Regions from separate parts of the Homo sapiens genome. Here regions 1 and 3 are each linked to region 2. The links are chromatin contacts, found by Hi-C or POLR2A ChIA-PET in ENCODE. All regions are on one chromosome and are shown on one strand. The core of a region is the stretch at or near the end of the contact, and the rest is flanking DNA. Distances in the headings are between cores, read along the strand shown. Region 1 holds the start of GLTP (glycolipid transfer protein). Region 2 holds the start of SSH1 (slingshot protein phosphatase 1). Region 3 holds the start of ANKRD13A (ankyrin repeat domain 13A).

Region 1 (2,700 bases), core at 188-2,687, 1.0 Mb after region 2:
TCCAGGTAACCACAACCATCCCAGAGCTCAGGACACTGTGGGAACTACCACCCCTAACAAGCCTTCTTTGCCCACTAAGTCGGACTGTCTTAAGATCTCCTGTCTTTGGGTTTCAGGTGGACTCTGCCCTGGGGGCTGGTATTTTCCTGCAAGGCCACCAAGTGAACCAGCAGGACAGGACAGAGCCCACATGGAGAAGGAGAATAGAGGCTCAGGTTGCACCCTTTACCCGGGACCCAAAAGGCAAAGGGCAGGGGCAGTGGTGCTGGCTTCTAGTTCCCATTTTCCATCTGGGGCCTTGGCTGGACTGGGCTAGGCTGAGGGAGTGCGGGAAGAGGGTCTGAAAGTGGACCGCCTTCCCAATGCGCCCAGGAACTTCCACACGACATACAGGGGAGGGGCTTCCTCTCGTAGAGCCCAAACTGAGGGAGGAATTGGTGCCAAGCTCTGTATGTCTGATGTCACCTCACAAAACAGCTCCCCCGACAACCCTCACCCCTGTCCTAAAAGGAGGAAAAACTTTAGGTGGTTTCCCCTAGAAAGAGGCCCTGGAATTTTGCAACTCCATCTTCAAAACCCTCTCCTTGTCCCCGCCTCACCAGGCTTCCTACCCTTGGAGGGGGAGATGGGAGTCTTTGATCTGGAATGGGCGAATTCTGAGGGAAGAAGGAAGGGTTTGTAGGTCCCATGAGGGAGAGGCTGGAAGCGTTCAAAGAGAAGGCTTATGAAATGGGGGGATTCATTGTAAGGGGAGCGAGTTGAGAGCCATCAGAAAGCGCCAGGGATGAAGGACTTTGGGGAAGAAGGGGCAGGAGGCTTTGGGGGAGATGGTGGATTACAGAATGCCTAAGGGAGATGGAAGATCATCCGTGTTGGGGGCACGGATGATCAGGGGGCATTTGGGGGATATGTAGGACTGTGAGGTGTCTAGGGAGAGGGAGGATTTGGGGAGGACAGGCAGGATGTGACATGTTTAGAGCGGAGAGGACTTGGGAGTGGTCCGGGAAAGGGAGAATTTAGGGTGAGTGGAGGGAAAGAGGATCTTGGGTGCCTGGGGAAACAGTACTTAGGGGTGTCTAGGGCAGAGATGGTTAGGGGATGCTCGGGGGAAGGAGGATTCGGGTGCGCGTGGGGCTGCGGGCCGCCTCCCCCCTCCATTCCGGCTCACCGAAGAAGGGCGGCAGGTGGGACACCGCCTCGAGGAAGGGCCCGGTCTCGATCTGCTTGTCCGCGGGCAGCGGCTTCAGCAAGTGTTCGGCCAGCAGCGCCATTTCGGGGTCGAGGCCCGCGGTGATGCCCCAGCCGGCGCCGCGGGCGTCGACACCGCCCCCCCGGCCGCCGCCGTCAGCGCCGGGGCCGTCACAGCCGCCCGCCGCAGGCTCCGGGGACGCCAGCGTCGCCACTTCCGCCCGCACGGCGCCCTCGTAGCCGAGCGCTCAGCGCCGCCCGCCGGCCGAGCGCCTAAACTGCCGGGCGCGCCGCCCCGCCCCCGCTCACCGGCTCCCAATCCGCGCCCGCCGCCGAGGTCTCCGCGCCCCCATTGGCCGGGGGGCCGGCCGGGGGCGGGACGCAGAGGAGGTGCGCCGGTTCATGGGTCCCGGAGGGCCCAAGTGAGCCGCTCCCAGGTGAGTCTTCCCCAGGTGTGCCTCCCGCCGCCCCCGGTTTGGCCCCCCAATCCGGGCGGGCCGACTCGGGCCAGGTCACAGCTCACAACCCGCCCACCAGCTCGGGTTACAGCCCCACCCAGCCAACGCTCCCCAGGACCCCCGTTTCCCCCAAAATTGTACCCCAGTAACCCCAAGTGACCTGGGTGGACACTGCTCTCCTGTTGGTCACGGTTCTCTTTCGCTACAACCGACGAGGACGCTCGATTGCTTGATTCTTGGTCTTCAATGACCTTATACCTGTTGAACACTGCTGAAGTCACAGTCTAACTCAGCCACTGCCCTGCTGGACAACTCCTGCTTCCCGAAATCTGGGGTCCAGTCTGCCCTCAACAGTCTGATGTTACCTGTTGTGAGGCAGAAAAATAGGGCCTGGAGGCAGGGAACATAAGGCTGACTTCCTAGACCTAAATCAAAAAGCACCTTAGCAATGACAGGAATGTAAACGGCTTTGCAACTTCACTTCATCCTCTCCATTCACGCCCTTTACACTTTGTAACTTCACATTCATCCTCTCCATTTACACAGACCACACACTCCAAGAAACATCCTCTCCATTTATACTTTGTAACTTCACATTCATCCTCTCCCACCAAGTAACATCCTCTCCATTTGCACATCCTCTCCATTTGCAATAGGGCACATTCTGAGTAAATGACTCTGTGACTTCACTTCATTCTCTTCATTTACATAGAATATTCACCAAGTAACCAATGGGAAACCTCTAGAGTATTGAGACCCTAGAAAATTCTGTAAGCAGAGCTCTTGAGCCTCTACGCTCAAGCCTGCTCCCAAACTGTGGGGTGGACTTTTCGTTCTCAGTAAATCCTTGCTTTTGCTTTCCTTGCTTCGTTTGTGTGTTTTCTCCAAGATGCCAAGTACCTGGACACCTTCTACTGGTAACAGCTGGAGCCAGCCCAGTTTATACCAATTCACCCACAACCTGGACACTTGTTTCCCAAACCTAATGTCTCTCCAACAGCCCAGGGTCCAGCTTCTCACACCTTGAATCACAAGTCATCTCAGCCACAACCCA
Region 2 (2,700 bases), core at 155-2,654:
TTGTTATAGGTAAGAGTTTAGACCAGAGGCCTTGACGGGTTCTTCAAGAGATGGTGGGCAAGATTGCGCGACCAGAGGGTCATCCCTGCAGCTACAGAGGGCTGACCTGCTCAGAGGCCCAAGGCCCCAGCCTAGGACAAGCCAGGCCAACCCTGCAGGCTAAGAGGGCAACAGTGCCCTCAATCAACCCCAGAGGAAAAAGTGGCCAGGCAAACGGACCTGGGCCACACACAGACCCACAAAAACGCGCACAGTGCCAGGACACGCAACCCAGGAATGCACCTATGCAATCACCCAGAATGGGTCACAGCCACACAGAAAGATAGATGCACATAAACACACAGGCCTGAGTGATGTTACAGAAAGGAAAAGCCAGACTAAGGCTGCACGCACAGACGTGAAACACAGCCACACAGAGCCCACAGCACGCTCGGTCACCGTCACACAGTGACACGGGCACGCCTACAGACAGAACTCCAGAGGCGGCAGGCGGGGAAACAATCTCACACGTTTGTAGGGGCACTCCCAGATGCCTGTCTCACGCTGGCACAGTCCCCGGACGGCAGGTCAGCAACAGTCACATCTCACATCGCACAGCCAGGCATACAGGCAAAGGGCCTAGAACTACCCCGGCCACAGGTCTCAGAACCAGCGGCTCACGCAGTCACCCAATCAAGGGTCCCAGTTGCACATCCAGTCACCCCTGGACCCTGGTCACACTGCAGAGTCACTCACAAATGGGAGTCCCGACAGACGCACAGTCCTCCCCAGACAGAGGTCAACCCAAGATGGGGGTCACACCTGAAATCACAGTCCCCACACAATCACGAGGTCACATCTGCACACACAGTCTCTGCACAGTCACCCTTAGGGGTCACAACGCACACAGTCTCCGCCTAACAGGGGTCACCCCAAGATGGGGGTAACCCCCTGATGTGGGTCACAGCGCACACACAGTATCCTGCAGACACTCCCAGAGGGGTCGCACTGCATACACAGTCCCTGCAAAGTCGCCCCCCGATAGGGGTCACACCGCACACAAAGTCCCCGCACAGCTCCCCAAGACAGGGTCACATCGCACACAGTCCTCGCACGGTCACCCCGGTCCGGCTGCCCGGCTCTGTTCCTACGGCGGGGCCCCGAGGAGCCCGCGCAGCCGCCCCCCTGCCCCGCACGCGCGGCCCCAGCTCCGGCGGCCTCGGCGCGGCGTCCGGCGGCCCAGGCCGGGCGCGGCGAGCCCGGGGCTCACCTCGCTGTTGCTGGCCGAGGAGGAGGCGGCGCTGGGCGTGGGCGAGCGCTGCAGGGTCACCAGGGCCATGGCTGCGGCGCGGTGCGAGGGCGCCACAGACGTCTCGAGCTAGAGCCGCCACCGCCACCGCCGCCCGGGCCGGGCCCGGGGCCTCCTGGAGCCGCGCGCGGGCGGCCGGGCCGAGCCGGGCCGGGCCCGCCCCTCCCCCTCGGCGTCGCCACCGCCCCCGCCCCCAGCTCCCGCCTCCCGCGCCGGCGCGCGCAGGCCTCAGTGCGCGGAGTGGGCGGGGAAGCGGGCAGGGCGGGACGAGGAGGCGCGCGTGCGCGGGGGCCCTGAGGGCTGCCCGAGGCCTCGGCTGGTCGATCACGTCCCTCGCGCGCCCGACACACGCGCCCCCGCCCGCGCGCCCCGCTATCAGGCCTGGGACTCGGGGGCGCGCGCGCCGCCCGGAGCCCGTACGCCCCAGGGGCCCTGCCCGCTGCTCTGCCTGGGGAAACTGAGGCCCGGCGACCGTGCAGACAGGACTGTACAGCGACCAGGAAATAAAAGACGTCCTGGGGCCGGGCGCGGTGGCTCACGCCTGTAATCCCAGCACTTTGGGAGGCTGAGGCGGGCGGATTACGAGGTCAAGAGATCGAGACCATCCTGGCCAACATGGTGAAACCCCGTCTCTACTAAAAAGACAAAAATTAGCTGGGCGCAGTGGTGCGCGCCTGTAGTCCCAGCTACTCGGGAGGCTGAGGCAAGAGAATCGCTTGAATCTGGGAGGCGGAGGTTGCAATGAGCTGAGATCGCGCCACTGCACTCCAGCCTGGGCGACAGAGCGAGACTCGGTCTCAAAAAAACAAAAAACAAAAAACAAAAACAGTAAGCAAAATAGATTCGCCTGATTTTGCAGAGGTTAATCAAGTTATTAGGCACGTTTTTAAAAAAGTATTTTGCTAATCTTTTTCAATGAATTCTTTCTGGGTGTTCTGAAACCCAGCCAACTCCTTGGAGGTCAGGGAAGGCTTCCCAGAAGAGCTTTATTCTGAGGCTTGGGCTTGAGCATAAGCAGGATTAACAGGTGAAAGAACAGAGAGACAGCTCTCCAAGCAGGGGGGATCAGCGTGCCCTGAAGCAGGAAGAAGTTTGTCAACCGGAGGCCAGCACTCAGGGAAGGGAAGAGGGGAGGAATGGCTGGAGTCTCCATCCTCTCTGGAAAGATCGCTCCGGCTGCTGCGTGGATGAGGGACCACGGGGCAGAGGGCTGAGGGAGACCAGGGAGGAGGCTGCTGCTGTTGTCCCGGGGAGAGGTGACCAGTTATGGGGATGGAGAGGGGAACATGGAATAAGATACCAAGAAGGCAATTCTGGCTTGACTTAGTAGTAGGAAACTTTTCTTTTAGCCAAAATCTCATCTCCCGGCTCCCACCCCCAACCTCTGCATGTTGCACAAGCACTCGCAAACG
Region 3 (2,700 bases), core at 79-2,578, 1.1 Mb after region 2:
AGGAGAACGTTAAGTTGCAAAAGGCATCTGAAAGAATGAGAAGTGCTGGAAAAGGCCTCAGAAGCACTGGTCTTGAGTCCATCTCTACAGTGTGATAAATGTGTGATGGAGAAATAATCACAGAATTCCCACGCATTCCATGGTTAGAGTCTCCGGGTGCCATCCTGGTGCTCCTGCATCCTGTTTTGGTTTAACAACTCACAAATCTTCTGGGCTCCACATCTGTGGAGAATGGATTAGGTTGGGATTCTTGAACAGCTGTTGTTGCAGGCATCTGAAGAGCTGGATGTGCATACACTCAGAGGGCAGAGGGAATGTTTTCACAATGCATTAAATAGCTTCATCCAGCTATGTGGTCTAGTTGTAGACAGCTGAGCTGAAGCAGCAGCAGAAAGTTCAAGCCCATGAGTAGCTAGCTGTAAGTTGATTTGGTTCTTCATTGAGTCAAGGAGGCATAGTGCCTGAAACTCAAAGAATAAACTTCATATTCGCAGACTGTGGTCAAATATGTATATTATTTATCAGTCCTTTCAGCCATAACCTCAAATCCAAAAAGCTAGCTTAAAAATGACATTCATACATGGACTAAATCACCACCATAGTTAGCTATTGAATCATAACCCGGTTCGGAGTTCAAATAGAAGCGGTTCTCAACTGAGGACGATTTTTCTCCCCGAGACGACATTTGGCAATATCTGGAGAGACATGTTTTGGGGAGTGCTACTGGCATTGAGTGGGGAGAAAGACCAGGGCAACTGCTCAGCATCCTACAAGGACCGGACAACCCCCACACAAAAACTGCCCAGTTCAATATGTGCCGAGGTTGAGAAATCATGAAGTAGAAATATCCCCTTTTATGCAAATACTGTATTTGAAGCCACTTCGCCAGGGTTTAGCGTTCCTCCTTCAAAAATTGTCCGGTGTTGCCCACTTCCAAAATGGCTTTTGACCCGTCGTGGAAGCATCTGTCCTGCTCCAAAAAGGCTGCAAGGGTGTCGGCAGCTGGAATGGTTTGGTCCGGGGCTCAGTTGTCACCCCCTGACTTCAGAGCCAATGGAAGAGGCCCAGTTGTGGACCGAACCACATGGGGCTACTGGAGCAGGGGGAAAGAAGCTGGGGACAGGTAGACGGAACTTTCCGCGTGGAGATCTTTGGCCAAGAGAATGAGCCTCAGCTCTGTTCTGTGGGCTGCACTGAGTTTCTCGGTGTGAGCTGGAGGTGGGTGCAATGGCGCGGACCCCGGACCCGGTGCCCAAGGTCGCCTATCCCCGCCGCGGCATGCGGTGGTTCGCTCTCCGCACTTCCCTGTTTGGGGCAGTTAGGTCCGCAGAAGTCTGTCCGCGAGCTGTCAGCGCGGGCGGGAACGCCGCGGGGCGCGGGGTGGGCGCGGCCGACCTGGTCCCTGAGCCGGCCGGCGACCCCGGACCTCCCGCGCGCCCCGCACCCGACCGGCTCAGCCGGCCGGCAGCGTAACACGCCCTACGCTCGCTTGCTCGCCGGCCTCAGGGCAGGCAGGCGGGCGCGGGAGACCCCGCCGGGGCCGAGACTTGGGGCGGGCGACGAGGACCAGGTTACGGCCTCCTCGCCATGTCCTCGGCCTGCGACGCGGGCGACCACTACCCCCTGCACCTCCTAGTCTGGAAAAACGACTACCGGCAGCTCGAGAAGGAGCTGCAGGGCCAGGTGAGGGGCGGGGCGGGGGTCCGTCTCCCGGTGGGGACTTCGGGGAATCGGGGGTCGTTTCGCCTCCCTGAGCCCATTTCCAGCCCTCTGTCCCCGGGATCCCCAGACCCCTTCCACTTTGCAGGTGTGGGACAGTCCTAATAATAGGACACGTATCGAGTGCTTACCGTGCGACGGGCTTTTTAAATATCTTCTCTCTTCACCTTTCCAATAACGCTGGTGGGTAGGTACTGTTACTTTTCCACTGGACAGAGAAGGAAACAGGTCCTCAGACGCTACGTGCCTTGTGCGAGGCCGCCCCGCTGATAAATGCCAAGTCGGGATTTTAACTCGGGCCGGCTGGCTCCGGAATGCACCGTCTTAACCATTTTTAGGTTCTGCTGCCTCAAAGACGTAAGAATAGCACACTCTCCTTGTTGTAAGGAAGGGCTTGGTTGGTTTTGGAGTCCAGGTTCTAACTCGCCCTGTGACCTTGGGCAAGGCATTTTCCCTCTCTGGCCGACGTTAACTTAGCTGTAGAATGAGGATGTTGGTGCTGGGGCAGAACCCAACACTTGACTCTATTGATAGGTCTGGGGTGAGGTCCAGGTGCCGCATTTTTAACAAACTCCCCAGGGAGGCTGATACCTAGCAAAGTTTGAGAATCACGGGTTCTCAGGCTCCTTAAAATCCCTTCCTGTTCTAAAGTGCTTTGATGCTTTAATCTTTTCATTATTGCTATCTCTTTAAAGCAGTAGTGCTCTCAGTTGGAGGTGATTTTGCACCCACGACCCCCCGGGGACATTTGGCAATGTATGGGACATTTTTGGTTGTTGAAAGTGGGGAGTGGGTGCTTCTGGTAGTGGGTAGAGGCCGGTTATGCTGCTCAACATCCTACAATGGCCAAGACAGCCCCCCGCAACTAAGACTTCTCCGGCCCCCAAAGCCGACAGCGTCTTGGTTGAGAAACTCTGCTTTTCTTTCTTTCCTTCTTTTTTTTTTTTTTTTTTTGAGACTGAGTTTCGCTCTTGTTGCCCG

The links. A loop is a pair of places that touch in the nucleus more often than their neighbours do. ChIA-PET counts read pairs that join two places held with the same protein, here RNA polymerase II (POLR2A). Pooled maps may share reads with other maps.
Region 1: a pooled map shows a loop between it and region 2 (5-fold over the local background). The contact joins the promoter of GLTP here to the promoter of SSH1 in region 2. A Hi-C loop is called at or near these places in 7 of 50 pooled maps. POLR2A ChIA-PET finds 5 or more read pairs at or near these places in 2 of 52 experiments (GM10248 and activated T-cell).
Region 3: a map with no recorded cell type shows a loop between it and region 2 (5-fold over the local background). The contact joins the promoter of ANKRD13A here to the promoter of SSH1 in region 2. A Hi-C loop is called at or near these places in 2 of 37 single-sample maps with no recorded cell type and 6 of 50 pooled maps. POLR2A ChIA-PET finds 5 or more read pairs at or near these places in 1 of 52 experiments (GM12878).

What each region holds. Positions count from the first base shown.
Region 1 is chr12:109,879,104-109,881,803 of GRCh38, forward strand. It overlaps GLTP (glycolipid transfer protein), which reads right to left and starts at 1,438. Exons shown (of 5, transcript NM_016433.4): 1 at 1,169-1,438. The coding sequence starts at 1,271. LOC124903012 (a long non-coding RNA gene) reads right to left here and starts at 2,298. Exons shown (of 3, transcript XR_007063455.1): 1 at 2,258-2,298; 2 at 2,012-2,071; 3 at 1,795-1,904. It also overlaps a transcript of TCHP not described here. RefSeq lists a silencer at 1,146-1,695 and an enhancer at 2,020-2,521.
Region 2 is chr12:108,856,179-108,858,878 of GRCh38, forward strand. It overlaps SSH1 (slingshot protein phosphatase 1), which reads right to left and starts at 1,405. Exons shown (of 15, transcript NM_018984.4): 1 at 1,250-1,405. The coding sequence starts at 1,318. RefSeq lists enhancers at 101-602, 655-704 and a silencer at 1,135-1,874.
Region 3 is chr12:109,998,102-110,000,801 of GRCh38, forward strand. ANKRD13A (ankyrin repeat domain 13A) reads left to right here and starts at 1,329. Exons shown (of 15, transcript NM_033121.2): 1 at 1,329-1,683. The coding sequence starts at 1,588. It also overlaps a transcript of GIT2 not described here. RefSeq lists an enhancer at 1,053-1,242 and silencers at 1,323-1,442, 1,453-1,542.